Linked DNA regions of Homo sapiens: region 2 is linked to region 1. Evidence: chromatin contacts called from ENCODE Hi-C or POLR2A ChIA-PET data. All regions are on one chromosome and are shown on one strand. Each heading gives the region's core, a stretch centred on a gene start or an enhancer-like site at or near the end of the contact. The rest is flanking DNA. Distances are from core to core; before and after follow the strand shown. Region 1 holds the start of KIF27 (kinesin family member 27). Region 2 holds the start of TLE1 (TLE family member 1, transcriptional corepressor).

The links. A loop is a pair of places that touch in the nucleus more often than their neighbours do. ChIA-PET counts read pairs that join two places held with the same protein, here RNA polymerase II (POLR2A). Pooled maps may share reads with other maps.
Region 2: a loop to region 1 is called in a map of B cell, with 37 times the contacts of the local background. The contact joins the promoter of TLE1 here to the promoter of KIF27 in region 1. A Hi-C loop is called at or near these places in 4 of 168 maps with a recorded cell type or tissue (B cell, CD8-positive, alpha-beta T cell and naive thymus-derived CD4-positive, alpha-beta T cell) and 8 of 50 pooled maps. POLR2A ChIA-PET finds 5 or more read pairs at or near these places in 1 of 52 experiments (activated T-cell).

The regions. Positions count from the first base shown.
Region 1 is chr9:83,918,143-83,922,753 of GRCh38, reverse strand. It overlaps KIF27 (kinesin family member 27), which reads left to right and starts at 1,322. Exons shown (of 18, transcript NM_017576.4): 1 at 1,322-1,383. LOC105376335 (serine/arginine repetitive matrix protein 1-like) reads right to left here and starts at 1,853. Exons shown (of 3, transcript XM_011519284.2): 1 at 1,493-1,853; 2 at 1,056-1,400. The coding sequence starts at 1,853. RefSeq lists enhancers at 1-426, 1,041-1,790 and silencers at 1,160-1,309, 1,340-1,719.
Region 2 is chr9:81,686,025-81,691,390 of GRCh38, reverse strand. It overlaps TLE1 (TLE family member 1, transcriptional corepressor), which reads left to right and starts at 1,844. Exons shown (of 20, transcript NM_005077.5): 1 at 1,844-3,174; 2 at 3,957-4,057. The coding sequence starts at 3,151. It overlaps TLE1-DT (TLE1 divergent transcript), which reads right to left and starts at 1,678. Exons shown (of 4, transcript NR_109772.1): 1 at 1,432-1,678. RefSeq lists silencers at 1,297-1,446, 1,597-1,946 and an enhancer at 1,819-2,533.

The DNA of each region.
Region 1 (4,611 bases), core at 73-2,572:
CCATCTCAAAAAAAAAAAAGGAACTGAAAACAGACATCCAAATATTGTATGTGAATGTCCATAGCAGCATGGAAACAGCCCAAATGTCCACCACCAGCTGAAGAATGGATAAACAAAATGTGGTATGTCTATATCCATACAATGGAATTTTTTCAGCCCTAAAAAGTCCTGATAGGGCCGGGCAGGGTGGCTCATGCCTGTAATCCCAGCTACTCCGGAGGCTGAGGCAGGAGAATCGCTTGAACCCATGAGGTGGAGGTTGCGTTGAGCCTAGATGGCGCCATTGCATTCCAGCCTGGGCAATAAGAGCGAAACTCCATCTAAAGGGCCGGGCGTGGTGGCTCACGCCTGTAATCCCAGCACTTTGGAAGGCCGAGGCGGGCAGATCACGAGGTCAGGAGATCAAGACCATCCTGGCTAACACAGTGAAACAAACCCCGTCTCTACTAAAAATACAAAAAATTAGCCGGGCGTGGTGGCACGCGCCTGTAATCCCAGCTACTCGGGAGGCTAAGGCAGGAGAATCGCTTGAACCCGGGAGGTGGAGGTTGCAGAGAGCCGAGATCACGCCACTGCACTCCAGCTTGGGCGACAGAGCGCGACTCGGTCTCAAAAAAAAGAAAAGAAAAAAAAGAAAAGAAGTCCTGATAGATGTTACAACATGACTGCATCTTGAAAACATTAAGCAAAAGAAGCTAGACACAAAAGGTCATATACTGAATGATTCCATCAATAAAGAAATGCCCAGAATAGGTAAAGCTATCACAGAGTCAGAAAGTAGATTAGTGGCTGGCTGGGGTTGTGGGGAGAGGGGAACCAGAAGGAATGACTGCTAACTGGTTTGGGGATTTTCTTTTGGGGTTATGAAAATGTTTCTGAACTATATACAGAGGTGATGGTTGCACAACACTGTGAATGCATTAAACGCCACTGAATTGTGAGTTTTAAGATGGTTTATGTTAGGCAAGTTTTACTCAATAAAAATAAAAATAAACTGAATTGGTAGCTAAGATATTGAAACACGGTGTGGAATCGTTCTCACTCATTTCACGAACCCGTAGAAAGATGCTTGCGCTCAGGCCTCACAGACCGGTCCCAGCGCGTTGGTGGGACACAACTCGGATTTGCAGGCAAGCCCAGGGGCCGGCCCTTTGCGGACTTCCTGGGGACGCAGGACTCCTGCGCGGCGGGCTTGGAGGCGTGGCCAGGATGGGGGCGGGGCCAGGACGCGGCATCCAGGAGAGGACGCGGCGGGAGGCGGGCTTCGCCGGTTGCCAGGAGAACTCGCGACAACAAAAGACGCGGACGGCGGCTGCGCGGTGTGGCAGAGCGAAGCTGAGGAGTCCAGCGCTCGCCGACAGGGGCCTGGGCTGTCCCGAGCCGGTCAGTGCTCGGCGGGCCTGGCGGGCGGTGCGGGGAAGTGGGGCGCCCTCCCTTCGCGGTGCCCGCCCTCCAGCCCGCCGCGCCCGCCGCTCCCGCGCCCCCAGCCGGCCGTTGGGACTAGTAGGCTCCGGCTTGGGGTCGGGGCCGCCGCGGGTGGGTAGCGGAGGGTGGGCGGTTGGGGCGCCAGCTAGGCCTATGGGGGCGTCCGAGGGGTCTGGGGTCGGGGCTGGGAGCCGGCGAGCGACTAGAGGCAGAGCGCCCCTTCCGGAGGAAGTTGGGTCAGCCCTGAGGAGCGGGTCCCGGGGAACACCGATCGACCGGAACGCGGGACCCGGCCTTTCAGAGCGCACCCTGTGTTCGTCTCGTGTCGCTGCACGGCGTGAGGTGCGACGCGAGGGCCACCACCACCGAGCGCTTTGTTTTATCGCAGGCGTCTTTTTCCCACCGTAGAGGTTGAAACTTGGGCGCATTTCCCACCGTAGAGGTTGAAACTTGGGCGCATTTCCCACCGTAGAGGTTGAAACTTGGGCGCATTTCCTACCGTAGAGGTTGAACCTTGGGCACATTCAAGCCCGAGAGCTCCCTCCCTCGGAGGCAGGTGACTATAAAGAGCAAAGCGCCCAGATTCTTTCTTTGAAACACCTTTTAAGTAACACCTTTTAAGTCTCCAGTGTTGAAAATCCTTGTTGTTTGCCCTTCTTTACTCTTTTGTCGTCTTTACGCATTTGGGGCCTTTTCTGAGCTCCGTATGCGATTTACTGTCCATCTACTGGCAAGTTTTTTATGAAAATAATTAACAAACCACACATTTAAGACAACCACTGCTTTCTGGGAAATCAAGGGTACGGGATGGCAACGGTTTTTGGAGACACTCATTCCTGACCAGTGACATGACATGAGGGATTCAATATTTCTCTTGCCTTTGCTCAGATTTCAAAAACCCGTTGAGTATACTTAAATACGACCAATCAGATTTTGCTTTTTTTTAAATCATTTATTGGCAACATAATACGTATGTTTCTGATGACTATAATTGATCAGAATCTGAAGTATAAGTGCTATGGATTGTGTAAAAACTTTATTTCTTGTATATTGATGTTTTACAAGCCCTATGTTTGTGGACCATTACTATTGTTTGTTTGTTTTGTTTTGAGACAGGGTCTCGCTCTGTTACTCAGGCTGGAGTGCAGTGGCACACTGCAGCCTCAACCTCCCGGGCTCAAGCGATCCTCCAATCTCAGCCTCCCAAGTAGCTGGGACTACAGGTGCGTCACCACAGCCTGGCACATTCTTGTATTTTTAGTAGAGACAGGGTTTCACCATGTTGCCCAGGCTGGTCTGGAACTCGTGGGCTGAAGCGATCCACCTGCCTTGGCCTCCCAAAGTGCTGGGATTACAGGTGTGAACCACTGTGCCCGGCCCCATTATTATTTTTTTTAATGCTTAGAATAAGTTTCAGTTGCCTTTATAACCAAATTCTTTATAGATATTACCATTAAAAACCCCAAGAAATGAGGCTGGGCATCGTGGCTCACATTTGTTTTGTTTTGTTTTCAGGAGGGATCCTCTCGCTTCAGCCTTCTGAGTAGCTGGGATTACAGGCGCACGCCACCATGCCTGCCTAATTTTTGTATTTTTAGTAGAGACAGGGTTTCTCCATGTTGCCCAGGCTGGTCTCGAACTCCTGGGCTCAAGTGATCCACCCGCCCTGGCCTCCCAAAGTGCTGGGATTACAGATGTGAACCACCGTGCTGGGCCATGGTTTTTTTTTTTTCAAGGGTAGTGAATATTATCAATTCATTGTTGTTAGTGTTATTAATAAAATATTATTTCAGTCTAGTTGTCTGTGTTACTTAATGGTAATCTTCAAGACTCAGCAGCTTTTCCAAAGAACCTAACCTCACCTCAAATTCATTACTTTTCATCATCTGCACTCAAACATTGTCATAGATTACTTGTTAAATTTTGTATAAGCTTTATCCTTCCAAAACTGAACATTTGTATGTAAGTTTTTATGCGAACACAATGTTTTCATTTCTCTTGGGAGTGGAATTGCTGGATCATTTGATGGAGTGGAATTGCTGGGTCAAGAGATAACTGTATGTTTAACTTTTTGCAGAAATGTCAGTCTGTTTTCCAAAGTGGCTATACCATTTTACCTTCCCACAAATAGTGTATGAGGGTTCTAATTTCTTTATACCCTGCCAACACTTATGATCTGTCTTTTTTATTATAGCAGTGCTAGTGGATGTGGATTGGTATCTCATTGTGGTTGTTGTTTGTTTGTTTGTTTGTTTGAGACAGTCTTGGTGTATCGCCCAGGATGGAGTGCAGTGGTTCGATCTCAGCTCACTGCAACCTCTGCCTCCTGGGTTCAAGCGATTCTCCTGCCTCAGCTTCCCTAGTAGCTGGGATTATAGGCGCCCACCACCATGCCCGTCTAATTTTTGTATTTTTAGTAAGGACGGGGTTTCACCATGTTGTTCAGGCTGGTCTCGAACTCCTGACCTCAGGTGATCCTCCCACCTCGGCCTCCCAAAATGCTGGGATTACAGGTTTGAGCCACTGCGCCTGGCTAATTTTTGTATTTTAGGTAGCAATGGGGTTACACCATGTTGTCCAGGCTGGTCTTGAACTCCTGACCTCAGGTCATCCTCCCACCTCAGTCTCCTAAAATTCTGGGATTACAGGCATGAACCACTGTGCACCTGGCCTCTCATTGTGATTTTGATTGCATTTTCCTGATAGCTAATGATGGTGAGCATCTTTTCATGTGCTCATTATTCATTTGTATATCTTCTTTGAAGAACTGCCTTTTCGGATGCTTTGCCTATTTAAAATTTTTAAAAAACTTTTTGAGTTATAATATTTATATATTCTAGTTGCAAGTTCCTTGTTAGATATATGTCTTGCAAATATTTTCTCCCATTCAGTGAGTTGTCTTTTCACTTTCTTGGTAGTTTCCTTCGAGGCACAAAGTTTTTAATTTTGATGTCGTTTTTCCTTCCCTCCCTCCCTCCTCTCCCTCCCTGTCCTGCCCCCCCCCCATTTCTCTCGTTCTCTCTTTCTCTCTCTCTTTGAGACAAGTTCTTGCTCTGCTGTCCACATTATAGTGTTGTCCACGTTATAGTGCAGTGGTGCAGATACAGCTCACTGTAACCTCTGGCTGCTGGGTTCAAGCCAATCTCCCGCCTTAGCTTCCCAAGTAGCTGAGACCACAGGTGCGTA
Region 2 (5,366 bases), core at 595-3,094, 2.2 Mb after region 1:
TCGCTTTTTTATTTTTTCATTTATAATTGATATTTGGGAGTGATGCAATTATAGACAAATCAATATCATACATATTTAAAAACAACTCCAACAGTGAAATGTATTATCTAAAATGACTTCTAAAACTATTTCAAGAAAAAGAACTCTGTAAAAGCACATCTTTAAATAAAATGTATGTCTGTTTAAATAAGCTCCTTCCCGTAAGTCTCTTGAAGGTAAAATAATAAAATAATAACGTGGGGGTTATTAATACCAAAAACTTAACTAGTTTCCAACATAAGATAAATACTTGTCCAAGATGTGCCCTTATGGAAGAAGTTACCACCGTTTGGCTAAACCAGCATTATTCATTCACTGCTCATGTGGAAATGTTCCTCAAACAAAAGCATAAATGCGGCAATACTGACGGTTTTCTGCTGTGTATTTAGAGACATACACAAAAACCAAAGACTCTCAGCATTAATTATACAGCATGTCTTGATTATTACAATCTCAAAATCCCTTTTAACTCAAGTTCCACTTCATAAGAACCTTAGCCACGTCATTTACCTAACTCTTCCCATTTAGCTCTTCACACAGCTCAGCTCAGGAGTACCACCCAGACTGTGGGGGTGGGGTGTGCGGGACAGGTTTTTCAGGTCTCAGTGCTGGTTTATTACATTGTCTCTCTTTGTTCCCAGGAATTGGAAACAGACTCGTAGTCTTGTAGCTGAGAAGTTCCTAAAAACCTCAGCCGCTCCCCACCTCTCCCAACACAGCGAAGTCAGGACTTTTAAGACGAAGACCTGGGATTTCGCGCCCCGGGCAAAACGTCTCATCTGCGGACACGCGTGCCTTGTTCTGGCAGCACCCTGGGAATCCTTCCCGCCAAACGGGACAGGACGATCTTTTTGAAAAGTGGCTTGAAATCCTGCAATAAAAATCAAATCCTACCACTTTGGGTGCAAAGGGGGTGGGTGGGGTGGGAGGACATCACAGTCGTCTTTGCTGGTGTACCTACGCCAACCGTGGCGTTGCTCATTTACGCATTTCCAACTAAGTGCACAGTCCACTCCCTCTCGTACATCCGTAAAAAGGCAGCTCAAGGAAAAACAAACCTCAGATAAATTTTTGAATGTGGCCTCACTTTTAGAGTAGCATCAAACAAGGGGTCCAGCACTGAAAAACACATTTGCTCGAATTACCAAAAGCCCCCCTCCGCCTCCAATAAGAAACTCCGCAGCTAGTCTTTGAGTTACTTTCACTTAGATCTGAGGATTTTCATTAAAGGGAAAAGTGAGCAAGTGGCAGGATTTTTGCTAACTCGAGCCCTCAGCTTCCCCGGCTGCACGCTCGCCAGTCCCTCCCGCTAGCGCGCGCCCGCGCGCTCTCTAGCCAGCCCCACGTTACTTTGATTGACAGCCCAGCCCCGCCGCTCTCCTTCCCACCGACCTTCCCATCATCAGTGCCAATCTCCGCGAATCGCCGCTTCCCATTGGCTGGTTTTGGCGTCCCGCGGCTCCTCCAGGAACAGTTCCTCACCAAGCCCGGGAGGACGCGGCTGGCGGAGGAGGGGCCGGGATGGGAAGGGAGACCGAGGAGACGGCGGAGATGGAAGCGAGAGGAGGGGGGGAGGGAGAACGCCCCGTCCGGCGCTGCGCTGCCATACGCTCCGGGGAGGAGCGCGTCAGCGCCCCACGTTGGTTGCAGCGCACGCGATTGGCTGATGCGGGCCTTCTGCCCCCCCCCCACCCCCCAACCTCCCGGGCTCACGTCCCCCGCCGGCTCCGCGCTCGCGCCCCCCGCCCGAACGGGGCTGGGCGGGGCCGGCGCTGGTTAGCTCCGGAGTGTGAAACCGCGTGTTAATGTAAGCGGCGCGAGAGGCGCGGGCGGCGGCGGCGGTGGGAGCGGCGGCTGCAGAAGCAGCAGCAGCAGAAACAGCGGCGGGTACTCTGTGCCCCGCGTCCCGGAGGCAGCCGACTGCGCCACCCCACCCTCGCACGGCCGGGCGGGACCCGCGCCACCAGCCCGGACCTCCGTCGTCCCGCGGCGACCAAAACCCCCGCTGGCCCCACCGCTGTGACTACTCTGGACTCGCCCGCAGAGTTTGCCCGCCGGGGAGGGTGGCCGATTGGCGGAGCGCACTCCTGCTGTTTTCCCCACCATCTCGTGGATGTCGTCCCTCGGGTGGTGAGAGAACTTTGCAGTGGGCTGGAGCGCCCTTTGCGGAGAAGCACACGAAGGTGAAGGAAGGAAAGAAAGAAGACCGAGGAAGAAGGAGCTCGGAAGAAGGGTCCGGAGCGGCCGGTCCGGCCGTGCAGGGCGAGTGCGCCCGAGGCGCGGCGCCCTGATGCTCCCCGGGCTCGAGGAGCATTGGGCACTTGCGGGACTGCTCTCGGTGGAGTAGCCCCGTCGGGCCCGGAGGGTTTGTGCAACCGCGGAGAACACCGAGTGCTGGTCGCACGGGGCGTGCCGAGCCGCCTCCCGGCGCGCCCTCCGCACTTTCCCCGCCTCGTCATCCGTCGCTCCCCGGCCAGGAGCCTCCGCTGCGTCTTCAACCTCGCTCCCCTTTGCGTCCCGGGAGCCTGCGAGCACCCGGCCGAAGGCGCAGCCGAATCTTGCGGGAGTCGCCCCGAAAGCGTCGGGTTTGTGTGGGGTTAGCGGGGGCCGCCGCGCCACCTGCACCTCGCCCGCCGCCGCCTCGGGGAAAGCCCGAAGAGGAGGCGGACCAGGAGAAGAGCAAAGAAAAGCAGTCCGTCTGGATTTGTTTGCCCAGGACTGGCGCCGCGCACGCGGATCGCCGAGGGGAGTGCGGTCGGAGTCACCGCGCCCCCGCCTCCCCGCCCGGGCAGCTGAGGCCGGGGGTTGGAGCGCTGCCCCCGCGCACAGTCCCCGAGCGCCCGACGTCTCCGCGCAGGTTCTTGAAGCAGCTGGGCCTGGGGCGCCCACTAATGTGGCCCTGAGGGCCGGAGCCCGCACCGACGGGAGCGGGAGCCGGAGCAGCTGCGGGCGCCGAGTGGCCGGTGCGCCCGGCGGAGCGCGCGTGCGTGGCCAGCGCGCTCCCCGCTTCTGCTTGGCTTTCCGGCTTAATTTTCCTCGGCGGGATTAAAGTTGGAAATTGACCGGAGAATTGAGTTGCCGGGGAACAGAGCCCCGGCCGCCGCCAGAGCGATGTTCCCGCAGAGCCGGCACCCGGTGAGGCGCGGCTGGGTGGTGGTGGGGGGCCAGGATCGTTGGGGAGGCGCTTCTCCCGGGCGGTAGGGAGACTGGTGGCTTCTGAGGCCCGGCGGACCTTCTCGCCCTCAGCGGTGTAAGGCTGGGGAGGTCTGGGGCCCTCTCTTCCTGGGGTGGGGAGTGGGCCGAAACTCTTAATTTTCTCCCTCCCTTTGGGCTCCTTCCTACTTGACGTCTATACCGAGCGGACAGGGGCGCTGGGGAAGGCTGGGGTTTCTCTCCTGCAGCCATATCCCCTCTACCTTCCCCGAGTGGGGGCAGGGCGCCCCCCCCTTTGTTTCTCCTCTCGCCTATTTACATGTCAATGCGGCCCCGGTTCCGGTGCGTCTGGAGGTGGCCCCGGCGACTCTGGGAATGGGGAGCGTAAAGGAGTTGTTTTTCTCCTCTGGTCCCCGGGGTCATTATCGCCGCCGTGGGGGAAGGGGCGGCGACACCGACAATCTGGCCTGGTCTTCCCTGGCCGCCGGGGAGCCCCCTTCCCTTTGGCCTGGTGACCCGGGCGCACTTAGCGCAATCCGCCCTGGAGACTGGGAAGAGCTTCCGAGCCTCTTTAGAAGCCGGGGCCCGGGGAGGGTCCGCTTTCCCCCTCCCCATAGTGAAGGGCAAACTCGAGTTTGGGGCCTCGTTTTCAGCCACTTCTAACTTTATGTTTATGTCCCACCCGTTCTTGCCTTCTCTGACTTACTGCTTTATTCATCCGCCCGCATTCCCGTCCCTCGGTCCCCCTCGCTGGTCGCCCCCAGACGCCGCACCAGGCTGCAGGCCAGCCCTTCAAGTTCACTATCCCGGAGTCCCTGGACCGGATTAAAGAGGAATTCCAGTTCCTGCAGGCGCAGTATCACAGGTGCGTGTCCGGCCGCGCCATGCGAGTGGTCGCGGGCGTCCCGGTGCCCCTTGCACCCAGCCGGGTGGCGGCGGCGCCTGTACTTAGTTCTTGCGTCCAGGCGGTGGCGTGTGGAGTCTCAGTTAAGACCTGTCATTCAAGTTACCCCCTTTCCTGGTTCTTCCCGGGCCGCCTCTTCTCTTGTCTCCTCCTCCTCCCATTGTTTCCCTTTTGCCGGTTTGCACTGTTCCAGGGAGTCCTTTTTCATGTCTTTAGGAGTTGCATGAGAATCGTCAATATTTGCACTTCATGTATTTATTTTTCAGCAGACTGAGCTGAAACATTGGTTCAATCGATGTCTCAGTCCTGGAGTGTGGGTTCAGGGAAGCAAAGCCATGTTGAAATCGCTGTTTGCCATACTAGAAAATTGGGTTTTCTGAGGCAAAGTCCATTAAGGAAGGCTAGATGCTTATAACATTGCCCATCATTGGTGATGGTGAGGGAGGTGGGTATAATAGTATAAAGAAGAAAGCTCACCTGCTTTGGCGTCATTTCGGATTGGTTTGGGTAGGATGAGAGAGTGGAGTCACATTTATATCCATCTCAGCCTTAGTTTCTTCAAGTAATGAGACTTACCTTCAAAGGACTTATAAATTTTTGTAAAATACTTTGCCAATAGTGAACTTCCCAGAAAGGTTAGTTTCTTTCCCTTGTTCCTATGAAGTTTTACCTGATTCTAACTCAGAAATAACTGTATTGACATTTTTTGCTTTTGTCATGCTTGAGAAAAAGCACACAGATGAGGCGAAGTGGCTTGGGTGTGAATTTTCTTACTTTGTCAGGGGCTTTCTCATTATTGACCTTTTGTCTACTTGTAGATAATATCTCTGCAGCTTGAGGCATACTTGCACACACCGTGTTTACCCAGCAGGGAGAACTTCAACCCACTTTATTGCAGTAGCTACTTGACATATTTTGGCAGGGATTTAAAAACCAAAGGTTTTGAAAGGGACCAGCAATTGTAGGAGTAACTTAACAGATAGGATTTTCAAACCTAGAGACCGTTTGAGTTGGCAAAGATGGCACAGCCTATGCCTAAGAGTGAAGATTGTGCAAGGGCCGGATTTTGGTGGAGTACAGAGAAACAAACTGATGCAGGAAGGTAGGGAGCAGATGACCATGAGGAGGAATCAGTTAGAGGTTCTGACAGATTTTTTTCATTCTTGTCATCTAACCAGATAGGCACCAAGAAGAATGGTAGCTGAATGGACACCTTGTATTGTTCACATTATTCCTTTTCCCTATTAAATGCAAGGACAAAGCTTTTGGG